Regions from separate parts of the Homo sapiens genome. Here region 2 is linked to region 1. Evidence: read pairs that join two places in POLR2A ChIA-PET (ENCODE). Cell type or tissue: GM12878. All regions are shown on one strand. Links, peaks and the distances in the headings refer to the core of each region. The heading gives the core; the rest is flanking DNA.

Region 1 (8,335 bases), core at 322-8,321:
ATTCAGGAGTTTGAGGCTGCAGTGAGCTGATTATGCCACTGCACTCCAGCCTGGGTGACAGAGGGAGACTTTTTCTCAAAAATAACAACTTGCCACCAAGCTTAAAAAAAAAAAAACCTAACAAAAATGTGCTATTAGATTAAGGAGTACCAAAAAGTGAAAGGTGTGCATAATTACAGATACATACAGTGTAGTTACAGATAATTTAAGGCCGAATGCAGTGGCTTACACCTGTAAACTCAGCACTGTGGGAGGCCAATGCAGGAGGATCACTTGAGCCCAGGAAGTTTTTTTTTTGAGACAGCATCTTGCTCTGTCACCCAGGCTGTAGTGCAGTGGTATGATGACAGCTCACTGCAGCCTCAATTTCCTAAGCCCAGGAGTTCGAGACCAGCAACATAATGAGACCCTGTCTCTACAAAAAATAATAAAAAATAAATTCAAAACAAAACAAAGATAAGATAATTTACATTAGTAGATAGTACAGAAATACCTGAAAATGTAAAGGCTTAAATACTGTAGTTGAAGACAGCAATAAAAAGTCAAAAGGAAGTTTTTTTTTCTCAAATGAGTGATATAAATAGTATCTTAAGAGGTAAAGGTTTTAACAGCTTGGAATAATTGGGGAATACTTTCTAGAGAAGGGCAAATTAAAAAATAATGTTTATGATGACCTGTTAGAAAACATACTAGGCACTTTACATAGATTATTTCATTTGATTCCACACCACAACCCTATGAGTGAGATGGTATTTAACCTCTTTTTTCAGATGAAGAAATGAAATTTACAGTTACTTGCTCATGCTCATATAGTATGTAAATGGCACAAGTAGGACCCAAACTCAATGTGTAACTCCAAGTATTTTTTCTTTCTCATCATACCTGAGTCTTGAGTATGTATATTAGAAATTGATTATACTCCAGATGGTAAAGTGTGGGAGATTTTAAGCATATAATGAGTATATCATTGTAACTGGAGGAGAAAGTTCAATCGTTATATGATTCTTGTAAAGATCTTACAGTAGATGTATACTTTTATTACTTTACGCCATGATCTTTAATCTTTTGTAAATATTGGTGTAAGGTATTCAGTTTTTTCCCTAGATGGATACTCAGTTGTCTTAAGTCCATTTACTGAATAATCCCCCTTTTCCTCTACTAATTAAACGAAAAGTTTTATTGGCCAGGCATAGTGGTGTGCGCCTGTAGTCCCAGCTACTTGGGAGGCTGAGGTGGGAGGATTTCCTCAGCCTGGGAGGCAGAGATTGCAGTGAGTTGAGATTGTGGCACTGCACTCCAGCCTGGGCAACAGAGCTGTCTCAAAAACAAAACCAAACCAAAACCTTTATTGAAATGTAATTTACATGCTATTAAATTCACCTATTATAAGTACAATTCAGTTATTTTTAATAACTGTATAGAGTTATACAGTTTTTTAAAATAACTTTAAGATATTGTTTTTCATAACTCTTAATTGAAGTTTTCTTGGTAGATGGTATGATTTTCATTTTATAATTCATGGCATAATCTGCATCTTATAAGCATTTTGCCCAAGACTTTGTGGCCAGTAAATGGCAGAACCAAGACTCAAACTCAGCACCTTTTAGAAGTATTAGCATGATAGTTGAGAACAAATTGTTGAGGATATGCTAATGTCAAACTAAGAAGTTTGGATTTCATCCTTTAGCGTGAGCATCGCCAGCATCTTCTCTGTAATGCCCTACTTGGCACTTGTAGCTGGGTACTTTTTGGAAAATGTCTTCTATGATGGAACTCTAGTCTCTGAAGATGTTCCATGTAGAAAGGGTTCCCTACTCAAGTAAATTTGGGAAGTACTCTGACTTCTTTTTGGATGATCACAGTTCACATTGTATACACACATCCTGGGAAGTTGTACAGTAAAGAAATGGGTTTACTTGTTTTTACTCATTTTCCCCCAGAATTTTCCAAGTTTCTTGACCATAGATGACCTTTTGAGTAACACTGCTCTAGTATGATGTTTTTGGAGAATTAGACTCAATTCATTAAGAGGGGTTAAGTCTGAAGAAGAAAATTAAGCTGCAGGATTGGATTTTTTTAAAAAGTAGGTTATAATTGTGTACATTTATCTGTTAATAGTCATGGGGTAACTGCTGACAGATGGAGAAGTTCTTATTTTTTTTTAGACCGAATCTCACTCTGTTGCCAGGCTGGAGCGCAGTGGCGCGATCTCAGCTCACTGCAACCTCTGCCTCTCAGGTTCAAGTGATTCTCCTGCCTCAGCCTCCCGAGTAGCTGGGACTACAGGCATGTATCACCACGTCTGGCTAATTTTTGTATTTTTAGTAGAGACGGGGTTTCACCATGTTGGTCAGGCTGGTCTCGAACTCCTGACCTTGTGATCCTCCTGCCTTGGCCTCCCAAAGTGCTGGGATTACAGGCGTGAGCTAATGTGCCCAGCCGAAGTTCTGATTCATTAGGTATAGGATCCTTTGGTCCAAAGTTTGAAATTTTGTCTCTTGATTTATACTTATATATCCTTTTTTTTTTTTTTTTTGTAGAGATGGGGGTCTTGCTATGTTGCTCAGGGTGGTCCTGGATTCCTGGGCTCAAGTGATAATACCACCTTAGCCTCCCCCAAAGTGCTGGGATTACAGACATGAGCCACCATGCCTGGCCCCATTTCTTTTAAAAATTTGAAAGACTGTTTAGTATAGTAGCAAGATCACTTTTATGTCCCACGTGTACCATTTACTAGTGTTGTGACTTTGGGCAAGCTATAATCTCTGAATCAGTTTGCTTAACCATAAAATAAAAAGAATATCAACCTTGCCACAGTTGTTATTCAGATGTAGATTCATATCTATAATGATTGTTCAATTTCTTATTATTCTATAGTGTCTTAGTTCATTTCTGCAGCTCTTAACAAAATATTGGAGACTGGGTAATTTTTATAGAACAGAAATTTATTTCTCAGAGTTCTGGAGGCTGGGAAGTCCAAGATCAAGTCCAACCAAGGTGGGTTGGTTTGGTGTCTGATGAGGGCTGCTGTCTATGCTTCAAGATGGTGCCTTGTTGCCACCTGCTCACATGGTGGAAGGGTCTAACAGTTTCCTTGTGCTTCATAAGGGTGCTAATTCCATTAGCATCATGGCATGGTCCACCCTCATGACTTAATCACCATCTAAAGGCCCCAATTCTCAATACTATCACATTGATAAGTTTCAACACATGAATTTTGCAGGGGGTCGGGGGGACATTCAGACCATTGCATTCTGCCCCGATCCCTTAAATCCTTGTCTTTGTCACATGCAAAAAACATTAATTCTATCCCAGTAGTCTCAAAAGTCTTCCAGCACCAATTCAAAAGTCCAAAGTCCAGAGTCTCATCTAAATTAGGTATGGATGAGACTCAAGGTATTCATCCTAAGGCAAATTGCTCTCCAGCTATGAGCCTGTGAAATCAGACAAGTTACGCTTTTCTAAAATACGATGGTAGGACAGACACAGGATAGATACTTCCATTCAGAAAGGGAGAAATTGGAAAGAAGAAAGGGATAGCAGATCCCAAGAAAGCCCAAAACCCAGCAAGGCAAACAACATTAAATCTGGATGCCTGAGAATAATCTTGTTTAACTCCTTTTCTTGCCTTCTGGACACACTGGGACTGGGGGTGGGTCCTGAAGGCTTCAGGGAACCACGCCCTTATGGCTTTATCTGGGGCAACCCTTAATGCAACTCTCACAGGTTGGAGTCTGGTGCCTCTGGCTCTCCTAGGCTGGTGTTGGATGCTGGTGGCTGCACAGTTCTGAGGTCTCTGGGGGCAGTCTTGCCTTCACAACTTCACTAGACATAACCCTGGTAAAAGCTCTCTGCTGCAGCCTGCCCCTTTGGCAGTTCTCTGTCTAGCCCCTGAGGCTTTCTGAGGAATCCTTTGAAATCTAGGTGGGGATAGCCATGCCTCTGAGTGTACTGCACTCCTGAAGAGTTAGCACCATGTAGGCATCACCAAGGTTTACCCCTTGTGCCCACTTTTGCCCTCCAGAGTGGAGGCCTGAGCTGCACCTGGCTGCACTTGAGCCACAGTGGGGGTAGTCAGGGAGTCTTGCTTGGGAATAAAGGGAGCAGAGATGTGAGGCAACCCTGGGCAACTGGGCCTCTCCCTAGAAAACAGTTTTGTGCTCAAGGCTCTGCCATTGTGGGCCTGTGGTAGGGAGTAGCAGCCTTGAAGCAATCTGAAATGTCTTTGGGTTCATTCTTCCATTGTCTTGATGAATATCAGTTGCTTCCTTTTATCTATATGAATCTCTTTACCTTTTTATTTTATTTTTTATCTTAATTTTTTTTTTTTTTTTTTTTTTAGAGATGAGGCCTCGCTATGTTGCCCAGGCTGGTCAATCTCCTTATCAAAAGGTCGCTTGATCATGCTTGTGGTACTCTCTTCCAATACCACACCCCCGTTTTTTATTTTGAGACAGAGTCTCTGTTGCCCAGGCTAGAGTGCAGTGGCACAATCTCAGCTAGCTGCAACCTCCACCTCCTGGGTTCAAGTGATTCTCCTGCCTCAGCCTCTGCCTGGCTGATGTTTGTATTTTTAGTAGAGATGGGGTTTCAACCATGTTGGCCGGGTTGGTCTCAAACTCCTGACCTCAGGTGATCTGCCCACGTCGGCCTCCTAAAGTGTTGGGATTATAGGTGTGAGCCATTGCGCCCGGCCCAATACCCATTTTTAATCTTTACAACCTAGCCAGGCTGAGAATTTCCCAAATTTTTAAGTCCTGCTTCCCTTTTGATTGTAAATTTGATCTTTAGGCCAGGTGAGGTGGCTCATGCCTGTAATCCTAGCACTTTGGGAGGCTGAAGCAGGTGGATCACTCGGGCTCCAGAGTTCAAGACCAGGCTGGGCAATATGGTGAAACCCTGTCTCTACAAAAAAAAAAAAAAAAAAAAATTAGCTGGGTGTGGTGGCTCATTCCTGTAGTCCCACCTATTTGGGGGCCTGAGGTGAGAGGATTCCTTGAACCCGGGAGTCCGAGGTTGCAGTGAGCTTAGATTGCGCCACCGCACTCCAGCCTGGGTGACTGAGACCCTGCTTCAAAAAACAAAACAAACAAACAAATCTTTAATTCATTTCTCACATATTACTATAAGCAATTAAGAGAAGCAATATAGCATCCTCAACACTTTGCTTAGTGATTTATCCTGTCAAATATCCTAGTTTATCCCTTGAAAGTTTGCCTCACCTTACACCTCTTTTCTACATACAGGCACTAATGCCATTCATGAGGACTCTGTCCTTGTGACTTAATCACCTTCTAAAGGTCCCACTTCAGTAATATCACATTGTGGATTAAGTTTCAATATATCAATTTTGGGAGACACATTGAGACCATAGCACACAGAGATGTAATAGTTCTACAGGTTGAGTATACCTTATTTGAAATACCTGGGGCAAGAAGTGTTTTGGATTTCAAATATTTTTGGATTTGGGAATTATTTGCATTATACCTACTCGCTGAGCATCCCTAACCTGAAAATCAAAAATTGAAAATCTTCCAGTGAGCATTTCCTTTGAGCATCATTGGCACTCAAAAAGTTTCAGATTCTGGAGCGTTTTTGGTTCCAGATTAGGGAAGTAATAATAAACCTTTAATACAGATGGCAATAGAGCTTTTATGGAAAAGGGAATTGCAGCCTGGGCACAGTGGCTCATGCCTATAATCCCAGCAGTTTGGAAGGCTGAGGCGAGTGGATCACTTGAGGCCAGGAGTTTGAGACCAGCCTGGCCAACATGGTGAAACTTTGTCTATACTAAAAATACAAAAATTAGCCAGGCATGGTGGCACATGCCTGTAATCCCAGTTACTTGGGAGGCTGAGGCAGGAGAATTGCTTGAACCCGGGAGGCGGAGGTTGCAGTGAGCTGAGATCGTGCCACTGCATTCCAGCCTGGGCAACAGAGCGAGACTCTCTTAAAAAAAAGAAGTGTATTGTGGCTGGATGTGGTGGCTCACGCCTGTAATCCCACCACTTTGGGAGGCTGAGGCGGGCAGATCATGAGGTCAGGAGATGGAGACCATCCTGGCTAACATGGTGAAACCCCGTCTCTATTAAAAATACAAAAAATTACTTGGGTGTGGTGGCAGGCACCTGTAGTCTCAGCTACTCTGGAGGCTGAGGCAGGAGAATGGCATGAACCCGGGAGGTTGAACTTGCAGTGAGCCGAGATCACGCCACTACTCCAGCCTGGGCGACAGAGCGAGACTCCGTCTCAAAAAAAAAAAAAGTGAATTGCAAACTATTAGTCCATGGAAACAGTGTAGGATTTACTTAAAGTAGCTTGCAAAAATAAAGGATTGAAGGACTGAAAAATTCTTGATGATATATTCTTGGTAATTAAGGTCACTCACATATCTTACACTTAAGTAATTTAAATTTAAAAGTATTCTACATGCATTTTCTCATTTTTTTTTTGTTTGCTTTTTTTTTTTTTTTTTTTTTTTTGAGATGGAGTCTCGCTCTTGTTGCCCAGGCTGAAGTGCAGTGGCGCAATCTTGGCTCACTGCAACCTCTGCCTCCCGGGTTCAAGTGATTCTCTTGCCTCAGCCTCCCAAGTAGCTGGTCTTACAGGTGCCCACCACCACGCCTGGCTAATGCTTGTATTTTTAGTAGAGACAGGGTTTCACCATGTTGGCCAGGCTGGTCTCAGATGAACTGAGCTCAGGTAATCTGCCCACCTCGGCCTCCCAAAGTGTTGGGATTACAGGCATGAGCCACCGCGCCCGGCTGTATTTTTCTCTTTGAACACCTGGTGAAGTAGGTTGGATATGTGCCTGTTCTTGGTAATTAAAAAAAATTAATATATTTATGATCTGTATAGGATGGAATAACGTATCATTGGTTAGTGATTTTTTCCTAACTGCACTCCAAGTATCTATTCCTCTTTTCTCCCTTCCAAAACAAGAAAAGTCAAACGTAAGTATATGCGTGTGTGGAATGTTTACTTTAAAAAATAATAATTTTAGGCCGGGCACAGTGGCTCACGCCTGTAATCCCAGCACTTTGGGAGGCTGAGGCGGGTGGATCATGAGGTCAGGAGTTTGAGACCAGCCTGGCCAAGATGGTGAAACCCCATCTTTACTAAAAATACAAAAATTAGCTGGGCGTGGTGACGGGCAGCTGTAATCCCAGCTACTTGGGAGGCTGAGGCTGGAGAGTCACATGAACCTGGGAGGCAGAGTTTGCAGTGAGCTGAGATCACACCACTGCACTCTAGCCTGGGCGACAGAGCAAAACTCCATCTCAAAATAATAATAATACAATAATAATAATAATAATTTTAACCATTGATTACTGGCTATATCAGCACTCCCTTGCCACCTACCCTTGTTTTGGTTAAGTCCAGTCAGGTGTTTCCTCTGCTAGGGAGCATAAGTCGTCTTCTATCAAAGTTGTGTATCTGAAAGGAATATATATACCAGTGTTAATATAGTGAAAATAACTACCAGAAATTTGTGTGTTTATTGGGACAAATTCTATTTCTTAATGATAAGGTGTTATTAAAAGGTGGGAACTTTATAAGATGGTTTTATTGTCCTCTGACAATAGTTTAATATTCATTAATTTTACCAGTATTTCATTTTGCTTATGTGCAGTGGACCTTGCTTTCGAGGAACTTAAAAATTCTATTAAGACAAGACATTGACCATAGATATTTGAATTCTTGGCATGTTCAATAATTGTTCTATTGGCTTGTACAAAATGTGAAAAGAGAAAATTGGATTTGAAATTAATAAACATAATAAAAGCCTTTGAAGTGAAAAGCATTTAAAATCAAAATGCTATATTAGAAAACAATTTTACTCTAGAATTGTACTCTATTTTGGAGTAACCATTCTATTTTATTAGGAAAATGTGAAGAGTAGATGCCTTAAGGAATGGAGGAACCTCTCCCCTTATGGATTGCTCTGTCATCATCATCATCATCATCATTACTGTGAAAATAACTACATTGTAAAGAAAGTCATAAGATAAATGACGAATGTCTTTATTTATTTTTTCATTTTTTTTTGAAATGGAGTTTTGCTCTTGTTGCCCAGGCTGGAGTGTAATGGTGCGATCTTGGCTCACCACAACCTCTGCCTCCCAGGTTCAAGTGATTCTCCTGCCTCAGCCTCCCGAGTAGCTGGGACTACAGGCATGCGCCACCATGCCTGGCTAATTTTGTATTTTTAGCAGAGATGAGGTTTTTCCATGTTGGTCAGGCTGGTCTCAAACTCCCTACCTCAGGCGATCCGCCCGCCTTGGCCTCCCAAAGTGCTGGGATTACAGGTGTGAGCCACCATGCCTGGCCAAAC
Region 2 (8,335 bases), core at 17-8,016, 130 kb before region 1:
CAGGGTTAAAACGACAATGAAGAGGAGACAAACACCAATTGTTGCATAGAATGAGATGTTGTCTTGGATGAAAGGGAAGGGGCCTGCAACAAAAGAGTGTCACTCAGCGATGAAACAGAATTCCTGTGTGACATTATAAATAGTGGACAACTCATTATAATCTCTCACATCCTGTTTCAGTAATAATCATTTTCAGTCCTAACAACCACTCTACATATACTCTACTCCCCACAGACAATCAGGCAATGTCCCTGTAAAGGATACATTTCCTCCCTAGAAAATTGCGGATTATTCTCAATCCATTCTTTAAAACCATTTACTAGGGTAAATTTACAAGAATTACATCTGGTCCAGGCACGATGGCTCACGCCTGTAGTCCCAGCACTTTGGGAGGCCAAGATGGGAGGATCACTTGAGTCCAAGAATTAGACACCAGCCCAGGCAACACAGTGAAATCCCGTCTCTAAAAAAATTCAAAAATTAGCTGGGCGTGGTGGCAGGTGCCTGTAATCCCAGCTGCTCGGGAGGCTGAGGCAGGAGAATCGCTTGAACCCTGGCAGAGGTGAGCCAAGATCACGCCACTGCACTGCAGCCTGGGTGACAGAGCGAGTCTCCATCTCAAAAAAAAAAATGCATGGATTTAAACCTACAGGATGTACAAGTCAGAGAAAAAAGAAGTTCATATCCCTTTTATGAAGGTCGCACATGAAAGTGGAGAAGTCAGTTTTGTGAGGTTGGTGATCCTAACTACTAGGGTGGGCAGCCAGGTTTCACAACTGTTTAACTTAGGAGGGCTCTAAAAAGCAAACCAAAAATTATAAAACAGCAAGCTGAGGGCAAATAAGGAGGCTAATCAAAAGGGAAAATGACAGAGACTCCAAGTGACAAAATCTGTTTCTCTAGAGTTAGATCTTTCCATGGAGATTCACCACACTGGGAGTTTCTGCTTCTCCCGGTCACTGTGACACATGAGTCACAAGGGCACAGGGAGGACTCCGCCCCAACCTGTGAAACAGTCTCTCTGGGGATTCTTGCCTGACTCAAGAAACCTTTTCTCACACACTGACCCTATACTCTCCTGTAAAATTCCCCAAGTAAAAGTCAGCGATGGGGACTAACTTCTAGTGGGGAATTCCTGATGGTGGAATATCACAAGAACAACTGTTGTACCTGGAGAGTTTAAAAGGATCGTCTCACAAGATGTGCCAAGGGAATTGTATGCACAGCACTTGACCAGGAACCCTTTTATGGCTTCACTCATGTTTAGAGTACTGCTCGACACCCACTGTCCAAACACTTTTCTGTTAGCCTTTCTATTCCAGACTCCTTCTGTGATCTCTTCTGTGCAGCTGAAAAAAAAAATAGCAAAGAATTTAGACAGGTGAGCTGTCATCAGATTGGAAGTTAGGATTTCTGCAGCGAGTTCTAAAAGAGATTCATCCAGTATAAGTTATCAGAAACAGTCTATGACTATTGAGAGTTATGGTTGATTGAGAAGGTTAGCATTTTAAATATTTCATCATTTCCTCTTAAACTGTATTCATGAAAGAGTCAATAGGTCAGAGAGTTTTATGTTCTTCCATTATAAGAGGCATCAATGTCCTTATTACTTGGGAGACTTGTCTGAACACTTCTTCCAGGTCCAAGATGGTAATGGGTATCCATCCGAGAAACAGGACGCCTGACTTGCCGATGCTTCTGCGAGCACTTGAGGTTTCCCTATAGAAAAGAACGTGTGAAATAAGCTCACTGGCTGGGCATAGTGGTTCACTCCTATAATACCAATACTTTGTGAAGCCAAGGTGGGAGGATCACTTGGGCCAAGGAGTTCAAGACCAGCCTGGGCAACACAGCAAGACCCTGTCTCTGAAAATAATAAAATAAAATAAGCTCTTGGAGTATGGTACTTTCTGGAAATAGTTTCAAAGTTGCCTACAGTACAGGCTACCCATTTACTCCAGGGCAGTTTGTGCTTCTGGGAGGATTTCTCATTTAGGATGCCTCCAGACCTCTGGTAATTTCTTCTTTCCTCCTTGCCATGCAACCTCCTTGCCATGCAACCTCTCTGCTACACACCATTTTTCCATTGCCAGCCTCTCCCTGGAGAGAGCTGAGGTACAGACCTCCACCTGTTTGCATGCCTTAAAATGATTCTTAGCTTCAGGAGAAGTTGGACTTCTCATTGTTTTATAAGCCAAAGAAATGAAAATTATTAAAAACAAATAAATGAGAGATAAAATGACTTTCAGCCTTTCCTTAACATGACCTTTCAAAATACTAAAATCAATAAAGTCATAACACTAATTCATATTCAGAGACAATGTGAAATAAGTCTTTCAGCTTCTGATGATACACACAGAAAGAGATATATGGCCAGGTGCAGTGGCTCTCGCCTGTAATCCTAGCACTTTGGGAGGCCAAGGTATGAGGATCCCTTAAGGCCAGGAGTTTGAGACCAACCTGGGCAACAAAGGGAGGCCCCCTCTCTACAAAAATGGTTTTAAAATTAGCTGAGCATGGTGGCGCGTGCCTGTAGTCCCAGCTACTCGGGAGGCTTAGGAGGATCACTTGAGCCCAGGAGTTTGAAGCTACAGGGATCTATGATTGTGCCATGGCACCCCAGCCTGCGTGGTAGAGTGAGACCTGGTCTTAAAAATGAAACAGAACAAAATAACATAAAAAATAAAAAGATATATGATCAATGCCAGTAGATATGAGAGTAAAGTTTCAAAACACTTCAGCGTACAAAAACAGTTTTGTAGTAGCCCTTCTAAGCCATTACTTAACTTTTCCTAGTTAAGACTAATAAAAAATTAAGGAATTAAAAAATAAAAATCAAATTCTCGGCAATTTAACTTACTTCTTATATTCAGCGTGAACATTTTGGTAAATTGGGCATCATCATTTTCTGCATGGAATATATATTCTCCTGGCTGGTGCTTATGATTGCAAAACTTGGATATGCTGTTTGAAAAAGAATTAAAGACAGATTTAGCCCAATTGCTACAGGAGATGCTGCAACTAATGACAGTGTGCATGGGAGGTGTCTTCCTTGAAATGCTCCTCACTTGCTAAAGTTCACTGGAAAAGGAAATGTCCATATTGTAGACCCTTGCTACTCAAAGTGTGGTCCACAGACAGGCAGCATCAACATCGCCATTGGTATCATCTGGGAGCTTGTTACAATTGCAAGATTTCAGGTCCCTTCCAAATCACTGACTCAGAATCTGCATTTTAAGATGATCACCATGTGAGTCATATGCCCATTGGGAGTTGGGATTGGCCGAAGATTCTCAGTGAGACCAGGAAGTTCCTGCCCCTCTTGCTCTGGATAGTCTAACTTCTCAGAACTTGTGCAGGTGGAGAAGCCTGTAGTTCAGAGGTCCCCAGCCCCCCAGCCTCTAGACTGGTAACTGTCCATGGCCTATTAGGAAAGGGGCCACACAGCAGGAAGTGAGCAGCAGGCAAGAGAGCTTTACCGCTTCCTGTCAGATCAGCAGAGGGATTAGATTCCCACAGGAGCGGAAACCCCACTGTGAATTGCACACGCCAGGGATCTAGGTTGTGCGTTCCTTAAGAGAATCTAATCCCCGATGATCTGAGATAGAACAGTTTCATCCCGAAACCATCCCCCTACCCCCAATCTATGGAAAAATTGTCTTCCACAAAATGGATCCTTGGTGCCAAAAACGTTGGGGACTGCTGCTGTAGCTGCCCTGCTTCCTGAAATGACAGTCCAAGGCAGGACCTATGACCAACCCTTGACTTACATAGCAATGAACAACGATGAGGGCTCAAATCCACTGAGCTTGTGCAGAAACCTCTGAGTGCTCTCAGCAGGCTCTAGTGCCTACTTGGAGCACTCATCAACCACTCAATATTTTGACACAGATAACCTGATCTTGGGGACTGTCCACCACGCCCAGCAGGCCTGTGGGTTGCTGGATACTGCAGTGAGATGTTGGATGGTGCAGGAGAGGCAGGGCAGCAATGAGTTGTTGAATATGCCTTCGTGCACTCACAGTAACAAAATTGGAGAAAAAGAAAAAAATTCCCTTAAAACAGAAAAAGAAATCTAAGGCTTGTACCGAAGATATCTAACTCGACCTCCACATAGCCTACTGAAAGTTTTTTTTTTTTTTTCTTGAGACAGAGTCTCGCTCTGTCTCCCAGGCTGGAGTGCAGTGGCGCTATCTCGGCTCACTGCAAGCTCTGCCTCCCGGGTTCCCACCACTCTCCTGCCTCAGCCTCCGGAGTAGCTGGGACTACAGGCTCCTGCCACCACGCCCGGCTAATTTTTTATATTTTTTAGTAGAGACAGGGGTTCACCGTGTTAGCCAGGATGGTCTCGATCTCCTGACCTTGTGATCTGCCTGCCTCAGACTCCCAAAGCGCTGGGATTACATGCATGAGCCACTGCGCCCAGCCTAGCCTACTTAAAGTTTAAAAAACAAAAAGACCCTGCCTGGCAGGTTAGGAAGGTGAGTCAGAGTGGACGCAGCTTTAGATGAGGAGTGTGGAGGATGCAAAAGACCTAAAAAGTAGGTAGCTCCTATCTTCAAAGATACCTAAACCGGGTGGATAGACAGGACCCATACAAGTGGAATCATTAAAGCATTAAACTGAAGTCCAGCAGATGATCAAAGAAGGCAGAGGTCTGTGTCGGTGGGAAAGGTTCGGGGCCTTCATAGAGGAGGTAGAGCTCGAGCTGGAGCCTCACGGATGAGTTGGTTTTGATGAGAGGACAAAAGAAAAGGCATCCAAGGAGGAGACAAAGCAGCGACTGAAGGCGCCAGACGGGAAGTCATAGGGCTGCAGTGAGGAGGAACGGCAAGCCTCTCATGGGAGCAGAATATCATGAACAGTATTGTATTTACTTACTTTATTTATTTATTGATATGGAGTCTCACTCTGTCACCCAGGTTGGAGTGCAGTGGCACTATCTCGGCTTATTGCAACCTCTGCCTCCCAGGTTCAAGCGATTCTCCTGCCTCAGCCTCCTGAGTAGCTGAGATTACAGGTGCCCGCCACCACGCCCGGCTAATTTTTTGTATTTTTAGTAGAGATGGGGTTTCACCATGTTGGCCAGGATGATCTTGATCTCTTGACCTAGTGATCCACCCACCTCAGCCTCCCAAAGTGCCGGGATGAATTACGCATTTTAAAAATACAAATTACTTATTTTCTACAACAATGCTTACTGCCCTGAGCATTGCAATAAAACTTTTTTTTTTTTTTTTTTGAGATGGAGTCTCACTCTGTCGCCCAGGCTGGAGTTCAGTGGCGTGATCTTGGCTCACTGCAACCTCTGCCTCCTGGGTTCAAGCAATTCTCCTGCCTCAGCCTCCCAAGTAGCTGGGATTACAGGCACACGCCACCACAGCCAGCTAATTTTTATATTTTTCATAGAGACAGGGTTCACCATGTTGGCCAGACTCGTCTTGAATTCCTGACCTCATGTGATCCTCTCTCCTTGGCCTCCAAAAGTGCTGGGATTACAGGCATGAGCCACTGCACCTAGCCTTAATTTTATTTTATGTAATTTTTCTGTACAGATGGGGTCTCACTATGTTGCCCAGGCTGGTCTCAAACTCCTGCCCTCAAGCCATCCTCCCCACCTCGGCCTCCCAAAGTGCTGGGATAACAGGTATGAGTCAGGGTGGCTTGGCCTATGAAGAGTGTTTTATATGCACCTGCTGATGGCAGCAAAAGTTTACTGGAAGTTTAAAGGCAGTTGTAGCAATCCAAGAACTCGTTCATTCATTCCTTCATTCAACTGTCAATGTTAGAACCTGTTTGTGACGGAAATTGAGGACACAACAGCAAATTCAAAAAATTGGGTTTCTGTTCTCACAGAATTTACAATTTGGTGGTGAAGGTAGAGGGGTAATAAGCAGTTGGAGTGTGGGAAGTTTCTGTGATAGGAGAAGTAAAAGTTCAGATTTGAGGTTTCGGAGCATGACAAGGGGAGCGTTGTTTAATGGAGGAGAATGGGAAAGGAGAGAAAAGAGCAAACCCTAGAGGCACCAGAAAAAAAGAAATGGCAGGGGCTAGATTGGATACAGAAGATAAAGGGGAGAAGAGAATCCCAGTTGGTCCCCAAGACTCAAAACACACCTGTAATCCCAACACTTTGGGAGGCTGAGATGGGTGGACTGCTTGAGGCCAGAAGTTTGAGACCAGCCTTGGCAATCTACTGAGATCCCATCTCTACAAAAAAAATCCACAAAACGCCACTGCGTAATTGCAGCTTTTGAGCCCACGTTTGTGTGACACCAATGTTCTGTGCCCTGAACTCGTAAGCCAAGGTAATTCTGACTGTGTATTGTGAACAAGAGAATTCATCTCTCTGACCTATCAAAAGTTTCAGGCAGTTAAAAGTTGACCTTTGGGTGCGTGCAGGGGTTCACATCTGTAATCCCAGCACTCTGAGAGGCCGAGGAGGGTGCAATACTTGAGCCCAGGAGTTTGAGATCGGCCTGGGCAACATGGCAAGACCTTGTCTCTACAGAATTTTTTTTTTTAATTAGCTGGGTGCGATGGCACACACCTGTGGTCCCAGCTACTTGGGAGGCCGAGGTAGGGGAATTGCTGGAGCCACTATACTCCAGCCTAGGCAGCAGAGCAAGACCCGGACTCAAAAAAAAAAAAAAAAATGCTGAGCATTGAATAAGGTGTTTAACCTTCTTTTGCTTTGTTAACAAGAAGGCTGAAGAAGTCAAAAAGGGGAATTTCTTATCCTGACCTATTTCTGGACAACAAGGAGGAAATCACTGGTGAAGTGGAAACAATAGAAAGATTGGGGGAAAGCCAGATTACAACCCTAGGGAGGAGAAGAGGAAACAGAGCTCCATGCCAGTGCCCGACCTCAGGAAGGCAGTGTGGAAGAGGCTGGCGTGGAAGTGGCCCAAGAGAAGAAAGACGTGAGCTTCTAAGAGAGAAAGTGTAATTCTCTCTGGACAATGGCCAAAGACCCTGAAAAAGGAGAAGAGAGGAGGTAATGAAGCCAGTGTGGCTCACCAGAGAGCATGTCAGAGACACCAGTCAATTCAGTGGAAAAAGAAATGACCAGTACAATTACTTATCATGAGGCAGACCAAAGCAAAATGTTTCGTAAACATTTTTCTTCCTCAGTCTTTTGTGCTGTCTTAATAGAGTGTGGTTTGCCATGGTTTAGAAGAGATAGCACTTGAAACATTTTTCACTCTTCTGAACAAACTCCAAGTATGAAATTGGTCACATAAATAGCAGGAACACAAAACTGAATATCCAATGGCTTTAAACTGCCTTTCCTCATGCTTATGACAGTTAACCCTGGAAACAATGACAACTGCAATGACAACCGTGTCCTGACCCCATGGGAATTCCAAGGGGACTAACTAATTAGGCTGATTGGGAGATGCAAAGCTTCCTCTTTCGCCTAGGGGTTTTCTACAAATGGCCAGCCGGCAGGAGACGGAGGTCAGGACATTTGAGTTTACAGTAAAACAATACCTCGGTGTCTAAGAAGATGCGTTCTCATTAAAACTAAGAAAAGGGGTTTCTTGGCTGGGAACGATGGCTCACGCCTGCAATCCCAACACTTTGGGAGGCCAAAGGAGGAGGATCACTTGAGGTAAGGAGTTCGAGATCAGCCTGGCCAACATGGTGAAACTCCATCTCTACTAAAGATACAAAAAATTAGCTGGGCACGGTGGCACACGCCTGTAATCCCAGCTATTCGGGAGGCTGAGGCAGGAGAATCGCTTGAGGTGGAGGATGCAGTGAGCCGAGATCGCACCATTGCACTCCAGCATGGGTGAGAGGGCAAGCCTCCATCCGAAATAATAATAATAATAATAATAATAATAATAATAATAATAATAAATAAAAATGTCAAAGAAAGAGAAAGAAAAAAAAGTAAAGTTGATGCCCATCAACAGGAGTTAGTTAAAATAAAAATTTCTGAAAAGTGGAATACTATGCAGCCATTACAGCAATAAGGTAGATATAACAACATACTTATTAATATAGAAAGATACTCATGATATATTTTAAGTGAAAAATCAGATTACAAATGGTACCTTATTTCATGTTTATACAAAGATCCATATTGTATGTTTCTATCATGGTGCTTACATAGAAAAAGTCTGCAATGTTATCTCTGGAGGTGGAATTATGTGTTTTTTTAAGGCAATTTCAGAAAAAGAAGGAATAAAGGGTGTTGGCTTTGCCTTCTGTGATTGGGCAAGTAATTTAGCCTCAATTTCCACATTTCATAAAATGGGATTATGAGAGTTAAATGAGGTAATACACCTATAGGATTTTGCACATGGTAAGAGCTCAAAGAAGGATC

What was found. ChIA-PET counts read pairs that join two places held together with the same protein. Peaks named below come from ENCODE experiments on the same cell type or tissue, not always from the same donor. Only the 100,000 strongest peaks of a DNase experiment are listed, where the experiment ranks them.
Region 2: POLR2A ChIA-PET joins it to region 1 with 5 read pairs; 3 of 35 experiments call an interaction of 5 or more read pairs at or near these places.

The regions. Positions count from the first base shown.
Region 1 is chr13:28,162,765-28,171,099 of GRCh38, forward strand. All of the region lies in intron 1 of PAN3 (poly(A) specific ribonuclease subunit PAN3), which reads left to right. Among named protein-coding and RNA genes, the nearest start is that of PAN3-AS1, 28 kb to the left of the region's middle. In GM12878, for the core only: no CTCF peak of the experiment used is centred there; no DNase peak of the experiment used is centred there.
Region 2 is chr13:28,034,325-28,042,659 of GRCh38, forward strand. FLT3 (fms related receptor tyrosine kinase 3) reads right to left here. Exons shown (of 24, transcript NM_004119.3): 10 at 2,861-2,964; 11 at 1,611-1,719; 12 at 1,171-1,349; 13 at 1-83. Among named protein-coding and RNA genes, the nearest start is that of URAD, 50 kb to the left of the region's middle. In GM12878, for the core only: no CTCF peak of the experiment used is centred there; DNase peaks (open chromatin) are centred at 1,017 and 3,255; H3K27ac peaks cover 648 bases.